2 separate regions of the Homo sapiens genome follow, and region 1 is linked to region 2. A link is an interaction called in ENCODE POLR2A ChIA-PET data of the cell type or tissue named here. Cell type or tissue: MCF 10A. All regions are shown on one strand. Links, peaks and the distances in the headings refer to the core of each region. The heading gives the core; the rest is flanking DNA. Region 1 has its middle 52 kb from the start of SULT1B1. Region 2 holds the start of SULT1E1 (sulfotransferase family 1E member 1).

Evidence for each region. Peaks named below come from ENCODE experiments on the same cell type or tissue, not always from the same donor. Only the 100,000 strongest peaks of a DNase experiment are listed, where the experiment ranks them.
Region 1: POLR2A ChIA-PET joins it to region 2 with 14 read pairs; 2 of 35 experiments call an interaction of 5 or more read pairs at or near these places.

Annotation. Positions count from the first base shown.
Region 1 is chr4:69,705,683-69,711,075 of GRCh38, reverse strand. No RefSeq gene overlaps it. Among named protein-coding and RNA genes, the nearest start is that of SULT1B1, 52 kb to the left of the region's middle. In MCF 10A, for the core only: no CTCF peak of the experiment used is centred there; a DNase peak (open chromatin) is centred at 3,025.
Region 2 is chr4:69,857,385-69,862,777 of GRCh38, reverse strand. SULT1E1 (sulfotransferase family 1E member 1) reads left to right here and starts at 2,633. Exons shown (of 8, transcript NM_005420.3): 1 at 2,633-2,729; 2 at 5,125-5,278. The coding sequence starts at 5,134. In MCF 10A, for the core only: no CTCF peak of the experiment used is centred there; DNase peaks (open chromatin) are centred at 2,507 and 3,867.

The DNA.
Region 1 (5,393 bases), core at 331-5,330, 150 kb after region 2:
AAGAGATTAATACAGTAAATTGGTGCCAGGTAGTGGGGTGCTGCTGAAATGATACCTGAAAATGTGACTCTGGAACTGGGTAACAGGCAGAGGTTGGAACAGCTTGGAGGGCTCAGAAGAAGAAAGGAAGACGTGAGAAAGCTTGGAACTTCCTAGAGACTTGTTGAATAGCTTTGACTAAAATGCTGATAGTGATATGGACAATAAAATCCGGGCTGAGGTGAACTCAGATGGAGATGAGGAACTTGTTGGAAACTGGAGCAAAGGTGACTTGCTATGTTTTAGCCAAGAGACTGGTGGATTTTTGCCCCTGCCTAAAGATTTGTGGAACTTTGGACTTGAGAGAGATAGTTTAAAGGCATCTGGCTGAAGAAATTTCTAAGCAGCAAAGCATTCAAGAGGTGATTTGGGTATAGTTAAAGGCATTCAGTTTTATGTATTCACATATATATGGTTTGGAATTGGAACTTCTTTTTAAAAGGGAAGCAGAGAATAAACTTTCAGAAAATTTTCTGCCTGACAATGCAATAGAAAAGAAAAATCAATTTTCTGAGGAAAAATTCAAGCCAGCTGCAGAAATTTGCATAAGTAACTAGGAGCTAAGTGTTAATCATCAAGAAAATGGGGACAATGTCTCCGGGACATGTCAGAGGTCTTCATGGCAGGCTCTCCCATCACAAGTCTGGAGGCCTAGGAGGAAAAAATGGTTTCCTGGGCCAGGCCCAGGGCCTTGCTGCTTTGTGCAGTCTCAGGACTTGGTGTCTTGCGTCCTAGCCATGGCTAACAGGGGCCAACATAGAGCACAGTTCTTTGCTTCAGAGTGCAAGCCCCAAGCCTTGGCAGCTTACAGGTGGTGTTGGGTCTGTGGGTGCACACAAGTCAATAATTGAGGTTTGGGAACTTCCACCTAGATATCAGAAGGTGTATGGAAATGCCTGAATGTCCATGCAGATGTGTGCTGCAGGGGCAGAGCCCTCATGGAGAACTTCTGCTAGGGCAGTGTGGAAGAAAAATGTGGGTTGTGAACCCCCACACAGAGCCCTACTTGGGGGCACTGCCTACTGGAGCTGTGAAAAAAGGGCCACTGTCTTCCAGACCCTAGAATGGTATATCCACCAACAGCTTACACTGTACACCAGGAGAAGTCACAGACACTCAATGCCAGCCTATGAAAGCAGCCAGGAGGGGGGCTGTACCCTGCAAAGCCACAGGGACAAGACCATGGGAACCCACCTCTTGCATCTACGTGATCTGAATATGAGACATAGAGTCAAAGGAGATAATTTTGGAGCTTTAAGACGTGACTGCCCCTGGATTTCAGACCTGCATAGAGTGTCTTGTCCCTTCATTTTGACCAATTTATCCCATTTGGAATGAGTGTATTTACCCAATGCCTGTACTCCCATTGTATCTAGGAAGTAACTAACTTGCTTTTGACTTTACAGGCTTATAAGCAAAAGGGACTTGCCTTGTCTCAGATGAAACTTTAGATTTGGACTTTGAGTTAGTGCTGAAATGAGTTAAGACTTTGGGAAACTGTTGGGAAGGCATTATTGGTTTTGAAATGTGAGCACATGAGAGTTGGATGGGGCCAGGGGCCAAATGATATGGTTTGGCTGTCTCCCCACCCAAATCTCATCTTGACTTGTAGCTCCCATAATTCCCACATGTTGTAGGAGGGACCCAGTGTGAGGTAATTGAATAATGGGGGTGGGTCTTTGCCATGCTGTTCTCGTGGTAGTCAGTAAGTCTCATGAGAACTGATGGTTTTAAAAAGGGGGGTTCCCCTGCACACATCTTCTTGCCTGCTGCCATGTAAGACGTGTTTTTGCTACCCCTTTGCCTTTGGCCATGATTGTGAGGCCTCCCCAGCCATGCAGAACTGTGAGTCCATTATACCTCTTTCCTTTATAAATTACCTACTCTGGAGTGTGGTTTTTTTATTAGCAGCATAAGAACAGACTAATACAGAGGTTAACATCTATATGCTCCCAATTACTAGCTTCATAACCTTGGCTTGTTAGTTAGCATGTCTGATTCTATTTCCACATTGCTGAAAAGTATTTCATAGCATTATGAAGAGAATAAAATAAAATGAAATATGCAAAATCTCACATGGAGTACATAAAAACATGTAAAAATGGTAATTACTATTATTATTTGAATTATTTTTGAAATTATATAATGAAATAATACATGAGAGTTGTTAAGAATGTAGGCTTTGCCACTTTCTGGCAGGGTGCTATGGATCAGGTAGCTTAGCCTCTGTTTCAGTTTCCTTCCTTAAAAACGAGCACAATTATAGTGGCTACTAATGAGAGTGTAATGAGGGTAAAATTAGTAAGCATATGTCAAGCCCTTAGAAATTACTCACACATAGTAGGTCTAAAGAAATGTTACTCATCTCATTAGTGAATATCATTTTAGAAAATGAATGTTATCTGTTGGAGACTAGCCTGGCAAAAACTAAACTCTGAAAGCAACATAATTTTTTCTAAAAGCAAGCATGAGACAATTGTCTAAAAATTAGCATGGCAGGATGGGAAAGGCACACACACTCACACAGCAAATATGTCTTGCATAAGTAAATTTTTTCTGGTTTGTAATGGACAGAAATGTATTTTTAACTTTAAAATATAATATCCAAATGAGAGTTTCAATCCTTATCATAAAATTGCATCCAGATGATTCATTTCGAAACAAACAATAGAAACAAATATATCTTAATGGGAGAAACATGTAGAATATTGACTCATAGTCAGTTTTGATGAAATTTGATGAATTTCCATCAAATTCTTCTGTCACATGTATACCATGAAATGTGAAATTAAATATGATTATCTGGTGTAAAGGCACACTTAAAAACACACTCAACAATAACACAAAGAAGTAAAGGAAAGGAAAAGGGAGACAAATTCTGACATGCCTAGAACTGAAAGGCAGTTGTAAACTTCTCCTGCCTTAGGCAACACTTTATTTCATAGCTGTGTTGATTCTGCCCCAGCCAGCTATCACAGGTGTGTTCAGTTCAAAGCATTTATAGAGGAGATTTCCCAGATAGTGAGAACATTCTGACATGAGTAATAATGAGATAGTGTGTGATGTGCCAAAAACATGGTTTTAGCATTGCCAAAAACAATGCTATACAAGCCAGGTTTAAGAAGCTCATGTAGATCCTCTAAAGAGTAAGTGAAACCCAAAGAAATAAACAGGAGTGTAACTTTATGTTTCACAGCTTCTTTATTAGAGACAAAAGAACTCCTGAGTCCTCAAAGCCAATGAGACAATTTTTTTTTCTGAAGTGAAAATAATCTTACAAAATATAGTGTCATTAAAGAGGTATAAATAGTTTTCAAACTAAATTCATGTGTATCTTCTCATTTTGTCCTGATATCCAAAGATCTTGCAAAATTATGTAAAAAGAATACAGCTTAATAAGGGGTTTTGGTAAATATTCTAAAATTAAAAAAAGTCTTCCTTCGCTCTCAAATTTTCTTTCTCCCGCAATATTAGTATATTCTTACTTCTTTTATCTCACTACACATATATTAAAAATAATCCCATTAACTTTATCACATTTTCCAGATAATTTTTAATTTAAAATCAATGCATGAAAATATTACAGGCAATCAGGAAAATCAGTTTTCTTTCTTAAACGAATCATTTATCAATTTTTCAAAATGCATTTTAATGAACCAGCTTCTAAAACTTTAAACTGATAGATTAAGATAAAATACTACTAAGAGCTTCCATTTTGATGGAATTAAAAAAAAATCCTTCAGCATGCAGTTGAGTTAGAAAGTCTGACTGACAAAAAATGAAAAGCATGAATTGAGCAGAAACATTTAGAAGTGAAACTTGATTTCTAATTCTGCTTTAATAGCTGTGTGATCATTAGAAACTCACTTTATTTTTCTTTGCCTAGTTTCTTCTTTCTCAGACCGGGCATAATCACATTTTATCTGAGTATAATTGTCCCAAATCACCAAACCATCCCACTCATTAGAAGTGTTAAAAATCATCAAATGTGATTCTCCCATAAGTAAAGTTTCCTTCTGGGAAAAACACCAAAGTGTCTCCACCGGAAGGAGATACTGGAGATGTTCAAGCAGATGGAGCTGTTCAAGCAGAAGGAGATAGTGGAGATGTTCAAGCAGATGATCTGCAAGGAGGTTAAAAGAAGTAAGTAAGGACCAGGCGCGATGGCTCATGCCTGTAATTCCAGCACTTTGGGAGGCCGAGGTGGGCAGATCACAAGGTCAGGCGATCGAGACCATCCTGGCTAACATGGTGAAACCCGTCTCTACTAAAAATATTAAAAATTAGCCGGGCGTGGTGGCGGGCGCCTGTAGTCCCTGCTACTCGGGAGGCTGAGGCAGGAGAATGGTGTGAATCCGGGAGGTGGAGCTTGCAGTAAGCCGAGATGTGCCACTGCACTCCAGCCTGGGTGACAGAGAGAGACTCCGTCTCAAAAAAAAAAAAAAAAAAAAGAAAGAAAGAAGTAAGTGAGGTTTGGTTTGATTAGACCTCATCTCATAAATATTTTAATGTAGAAAATGTCTAACCATAAAAGCAAAGAAAACGAGCAGAATTGCAGTAGTTTGTTTGCTTTACTTAGGTTATTTTCTTCTAATAATATAATCAGTGGCCAGTAGCAAATGGGAAGTGAGGGAAAAGCAGAAAATAGAGATAAAAATAAATAAAGAAAACGTATAATAAAGAACTCTCCAAGGTATAAAGCTCTAAATCAGATACTGTTGGATTGAAGATTTAAAGTCTTGTAAAGACCCCTGAAGATCTAGATTACCTAAGTAATTTCTGTACAGAATAATAATTGTTTGTTTTATTTCTTTTTATTACAACTTTGAAAGGAAGTTTTGTTTTAAAGAATCTCTATGCTAGTACTTCTCAAACTGCTTAAGATTGAATAATCTCAGTTTCTTCTTCCCCCAGACGTGTATATTATATAATAAATGTTATTTAAAATGCCACGACATTTTTCAAAGTACTCTTTCAAACACTAATAAAATGAACACATAAAAATATGTAATAATTTTAACACTGCTCTACAAATGAATCCACAACTATAGAATTTTAAATGGGAAAAGTCAAGAAAAGTCCATGACACCTGATCCTTTGCAACAAAATATTATACGAAGTGATTCAATTAAAAGTAAACACACAACAAACTGTGTAATTAAATTATAAATAGCTTTATTAGTTTCTGTAATATTTGGGCATTTCTCATCTAACATATTTGTACCTATGTAGAACACACACACGCACACACACACACACACTCACACAATTGTTAAAATGTTTCAGGTTATCTGCTTTTATGCAACAAACTACCCCAAAATATAGTGGTATAAAAACATATTTAAAAATACTGT
Region 2 (5,393 bases), core at 108-5,107:
TTGACTCCACCTACGTGACATTGTGGAAAAGGCAAAACTACAGACAATAAAAAGATCAGTCATTGCTAGGATTTCAGAGTAGGGAAGGCAGGATGAATAGGTTTAGAACGAGGGATTTTTAGGGCAGTGAAACTGTTCTGTATGGTATTGTATTGACAAACTTGTGGCAATATGCATTTATCAAAAACTATAGAATTGTATACAACAGAGAGTAAATCCTAACGTAAACCATGGACTTTAGTTAATGCTGATGTATCAACACTGTTTTTTGTTTGTTTGTTTGTTTTTTGGGTTTTTTTTGAGAATTAGTCTGGCTCTGTTGCCCAGGATGGAGGGCAGTGGCACCATCTCGGCTCACTGCAACCTCTGCGTCCTGGGTTCAAGAGATTCTCCTGCCTCAGCTTCCCAAGTAATGGGGATTACAGGTTAACTTTGACAAAGGCTCAGTTAAACATGCAACTTATTTTCACATTATTAATATTAAAATCTTGCTATTTATAAAAAAGACTCTATAGGACTTTTAATCTTGATCCAGAGAAAGTGTGTGCTACAGAAAAAGCCCAATAGTCACAAAAAAGCCACAGTAATTGTTTTGGGAACTCTGTCACACAGAAGTGCCAGCTTTACACTTGTTTTCAGTGTTTCAGAGTATAACAGCAGTATGTCTGTCTGCATATCTGCCCACATTCTTTTTGTTTGACATTATTATAATACTTAATAAATGTACATATTTTCAAGATATCTGCCCAAATTCTGAGGGTCAAGATAAACATTAAAAACCGGTCCTTATCTGAGATCCATTTTTTTTTTTGACATTGACTCAAACATTTTGTAACTCAGTCTGTACCCATTACTCATGGAGAAGAATGAGGTTTCAGGGCCATCTTGCCTGTTGTTTTGTTTTTATCAGTAAGTGAATTCTTAACATTAGAAAGATTTTCTAAGAATAAATGTGTATTGAACATCTGTGGTTGCCAGAATTACATGAGTTAGGAGCATTTGTGACATCCCTGCAACCAATTGTTTACAAGTGAAAAACAGACAGATGTATTGAGGTTAAATCTGTTTATATTAGCTTGTGCTCATTTTCTGATTTTTTTGGACTAAAAAATGTTTTCGCTAAACAATAAAGGAAACTTCATAGATTCTTGTCATTAAAAAAATAAAGTGAAGCTATGCTGCAAGGTTAAAAATTATATTCTGTATTAAATTTGTATATATATACTTAATTTTTAAAGGTACATAGTAGGCATATGAATGAGTAAATTTGTACATTTAATGATTGTTTTTCAACACATATTTTATTTAACTCAAATAATATGACAGACTGCATAAAACAAAGTAAAATGAAAATCTAAATTTGGGTCCCTGGTTACTCCTTTTCTACCTTAATTTTCTATTATGAAAAGCCCCATTTTTCAGAAACCACTTAACACCTCTTATTTTGCATAAGGCTAGATATTGCTTTCTATAACAACTATAGCCCCCTTAACTTCTTATATTTCTTGAATAAATCAGCCACTTTTATTCAGTAAATACATATTCAATGCCTAGCCTACTAGATGCCAGAAAAAAATGCTAATTACAGAGTAAGACCCTGTTTTCAAGCTATTTATAATTTAAAAAGTACTCTGGACAAGCAAACATTGATTTACAACACAGTAAAATAAATACTAGTTAGGAGAAAGTTCAAAGTTTAAAAGTCACTAAGAGAAACATAGAGTCTTGTAAGAGTGAGCCTCTCAAAGGAAATGTAATCTAACAGTAATTAATAGAGAAATAAGAAATAACAGGGTTGGAGGTGTTGATGGGGTGGAGCAAAGGATAATTTTCTTAAGTGACAGAGTAGGTGCAGAAAAATGAAAAGAAAGGTAATGCATTTGTGGATTCCACAAACCCTTGGCCATTTATTTTTCTAATTCTCTTGTGTAAATTCCAAGTGTTGGTAGCTATCATTACCTGAAAAATTCACAGTATGCTATTTTGTGGTTGGGAGCAGAGAGAAGTCAGGTTTCTAAAATAATAATCGAAAGGTGAGTGATGTTTACATTCTTTCTTTAGCTGTCATCTGCTTTTTAAAATTTTCAGGTCTGCTTAAGAGTTAAAGGCAAAGAGTTTAAATAGGTGTTTTCCAATTGACATGTTAAGATACAACCCAATGACTTCTTTGGCAGGTCTTAATAAACTGAGCTAGGTCTGATTGAGGGTCCTTGCTGTCTTATTTCTTTCCTCATTGGCTTCTCTTTCTTCACTCCAATAAGTTTATTCTTTTGAAAGTTAACCATAGTCATGCTATTATTTGTCAATGAGTGAATAAGGGATTCTCCCTTCCCAGTCTCTCTTCCCAGGCCTCTTCTTTCTCATCTTTTCCTTTTCTCCCTCCTTCTTCCCCAACCCCTGACGGCAGACTTGGGAATTTGAATATGAGCCAAATAATTAAAAAAATAACAGCAGGATATTTCTACATCTCCATGAATGAACATGACTCTGTGTGGTTACTGCAGCTGCAGGTATGCATTTACATCTACATTAACTATTGCATCATGGACTTCATGAAGCCAAGCCCCCAAATTAATCTCCACCTCCTTCTCTGGCATTCAGGATATAAACTCACCAGAAACATTCCAAATGCAGAAGTGGTTCTCATCTTTTTTTGCAGCTTAAGATCTGCCTTGGTATTTGAAGAGATATAAACTAGATCAATTTCTTTCACAGGATCAACTAAACAGGTTGTACTTTTTTATTATTAATATCAATACTTAGATTTTAGATATATAAAATATAGAATGAAAATTATGTATTACAAAGCTCTTAAAAATAAAATATACAAAGACCAAAGTCTTGATTGATACTTTAGTTAATTAATGATGTGAAGCATTTAAAACCTTTTAAAATAATTTGTTGTTAAAAATAATATTTTACATTTATGTAGTATTTTGTTGCTTATTGCTTTAATGTAAAATTACAGTACCATTGCTATCTTAAAAGTGCTGAATGCTGGACGTGTTCTCCATTTTACCAATGAGAAAATAAAGCAAGCAGGGTAGAAGGAGGTAGAATAGAGATTGACTTTTAGTTTTGTGTTCCTGTGATAAGGGGTCTTGCAAATAGGGGCATTACTTTCATGTAAGAAACTTCAGATAAATATGACAGAAATCCAAAGTCCTTGGTAAATAATTAATATGTAGGTCATTGACATATATTGCCTTTTAAATCTGTGAATCCTTACTTAGTAGAAACTAGAGAGCTTCTTGATCTAATAATTGAACTTAACAAATATTTCTGAACATCTACTTTGTGTCATAGTGCTGGAGATTGGGATAGAAACATGTACAAAAGTCACTTTGCCCTCATACAGGTAAATCTAAGAAAGTAGGGACTATGAGAACCCTATGTATCTATATCCACCATAGTATTCTAGCACTGACTACAGGGCCTAGGAAAAGGGTAGGCATTCACATAGGGAGTATTTGCTGGATAAAAGGCAGGTTGGAAGATGCAGGAGGGGAGTATGCAGAAAGAAAGGAAGAAAGAGAGGAAGGAGAGCGGGAAGGAAAAACACTTTCTGAGTTTAATTGAATTTATAAGTCACAATTTTAACAACTTTTTTGATGTTTATTTCTGAACAACTGACCTACATACTCAGAATAAAAAATTGACAATTTCTAACTGAAATAGATCTTTTGAGAAAATGGGGATCACATAGGAAGTAAATCCATACATTGTAATATGAGACAATTTACCAAAAGGAATAGAATGAGAAAAGATATTTTATTACATGCCACCTACTTTGCCTCTCAGACCAAAATTGACTATGAAGGAGTAGCTGGAAGTCAGCCAACCACTTAATGATAAATCTACCACTCCCAGCTGACTATAAGCCAATTCTTATAAACTTGGCTGAACACCAAGAAAGTAATTCACATGAGTAAGCAAACCAATAGGCAGGACAAATCGTGGTGCATTTTATACACATTTCTTCTAGTGAAAGATCTATTTTCTGAGACTAAGGAGAAGGCTTGGGGAACAAGTGATTTATTGATAAGGCTAATATGCATTTTGGAAATAGAAATCTCATATTTTTGGTGACATTACATCTGATATGATGTAGAGGAAGGTTTTTTAAAAGTTGAGATTGTCCTAAGGGCTGGGGCAATTTATGTGTGTAGAAGAACTTATCAGGCAGGTTTTTGGGCAAATGTGAACAGGAGGAAGATCTAGAAAGGCTAATGTCAGGAAAGACAAAATGTGTTGGGAAGCTATGTCAGAAACTTGAAATAAGCTAAGTTTGGCAGTTGAAAAAACAAGATACTAAAGGAATTTGAAAGCTAATGAAAGAAAGTATGCCTAATTAAAAATTCTGTTAGTAACCTTGAACATGAAATAGATTGTCATGGGATCAGGAGATGAATTAGGAAATGATAACCATCTTGCTTAACCTTATCATTTTTAGCCAAGTCATTCAATGGGAGTATCCACTACCTTATTGATCGAATGGGGAAAAAAGTAATTTTAAAGGTCACAGAGGAATCCTTTATACTCTCAAGATTCCATTTCTTTGATATAACCATTACAGTGTAATTAATTTCATCTTTTCTTTTAAATACATTCACCAAGCATTTGGTTTATTTAAAAAAATGATACATATTCAGGAAGTCAAAAATCTCTGACTTAGATACCCGGCAATAATAATCAAATGTAATGATCTTTATTGTTATTTGACATATACATAATTGGATAATTTGCTAAAATAACTGTAATTCTGGACCTCTTTGTCTTTTTATATGCCCCAGCAATTTTGAAAGAAATTGAAGGTTCTGTGGTTTTTATTTATCACGGAATAAATATAATTGAATATATCCACATTTTTATTTAGTTTTAAGCATTTTACTTCATAATCACTTGTGCTTTCCTATTCTTTTATGTGTTAGACATCTTTCTAATAAGGTTAAAAACTCTCTATGTACCAAAACTATTTGATATGCAACTTTACTATGTTTTTGCCCCATATGTGCAACAACTAAGAAGTGCTAGGTATGTAGGAGGGTCCCGTTATATACATAGTTGTTAATGGTGAAATATTGTTAAGTACATACAAAGTATAAAGCAGAGGTTTTTTTTCAGTGTACCACAATGAATTCTGAACTTGACTATTATGAAAAGTTTGAAGAAGTCCATGGGATTCTAATGTATAAAGATTTTGTCAAATATTGGGATAATGTGGAAGCGTTCCAGGCAAGACCAGATGATCTTGTCATTGCCACCTACCCTAAATCTGGTAAATCTCTTTGTTGTTCTTTTTTCACCTAAAAATAACAAACACACTGTAAATGGTAAATATTAAGGTGTTCATGTCGTACACACTCATTCTCTATATTAAGAACAGATGCGGT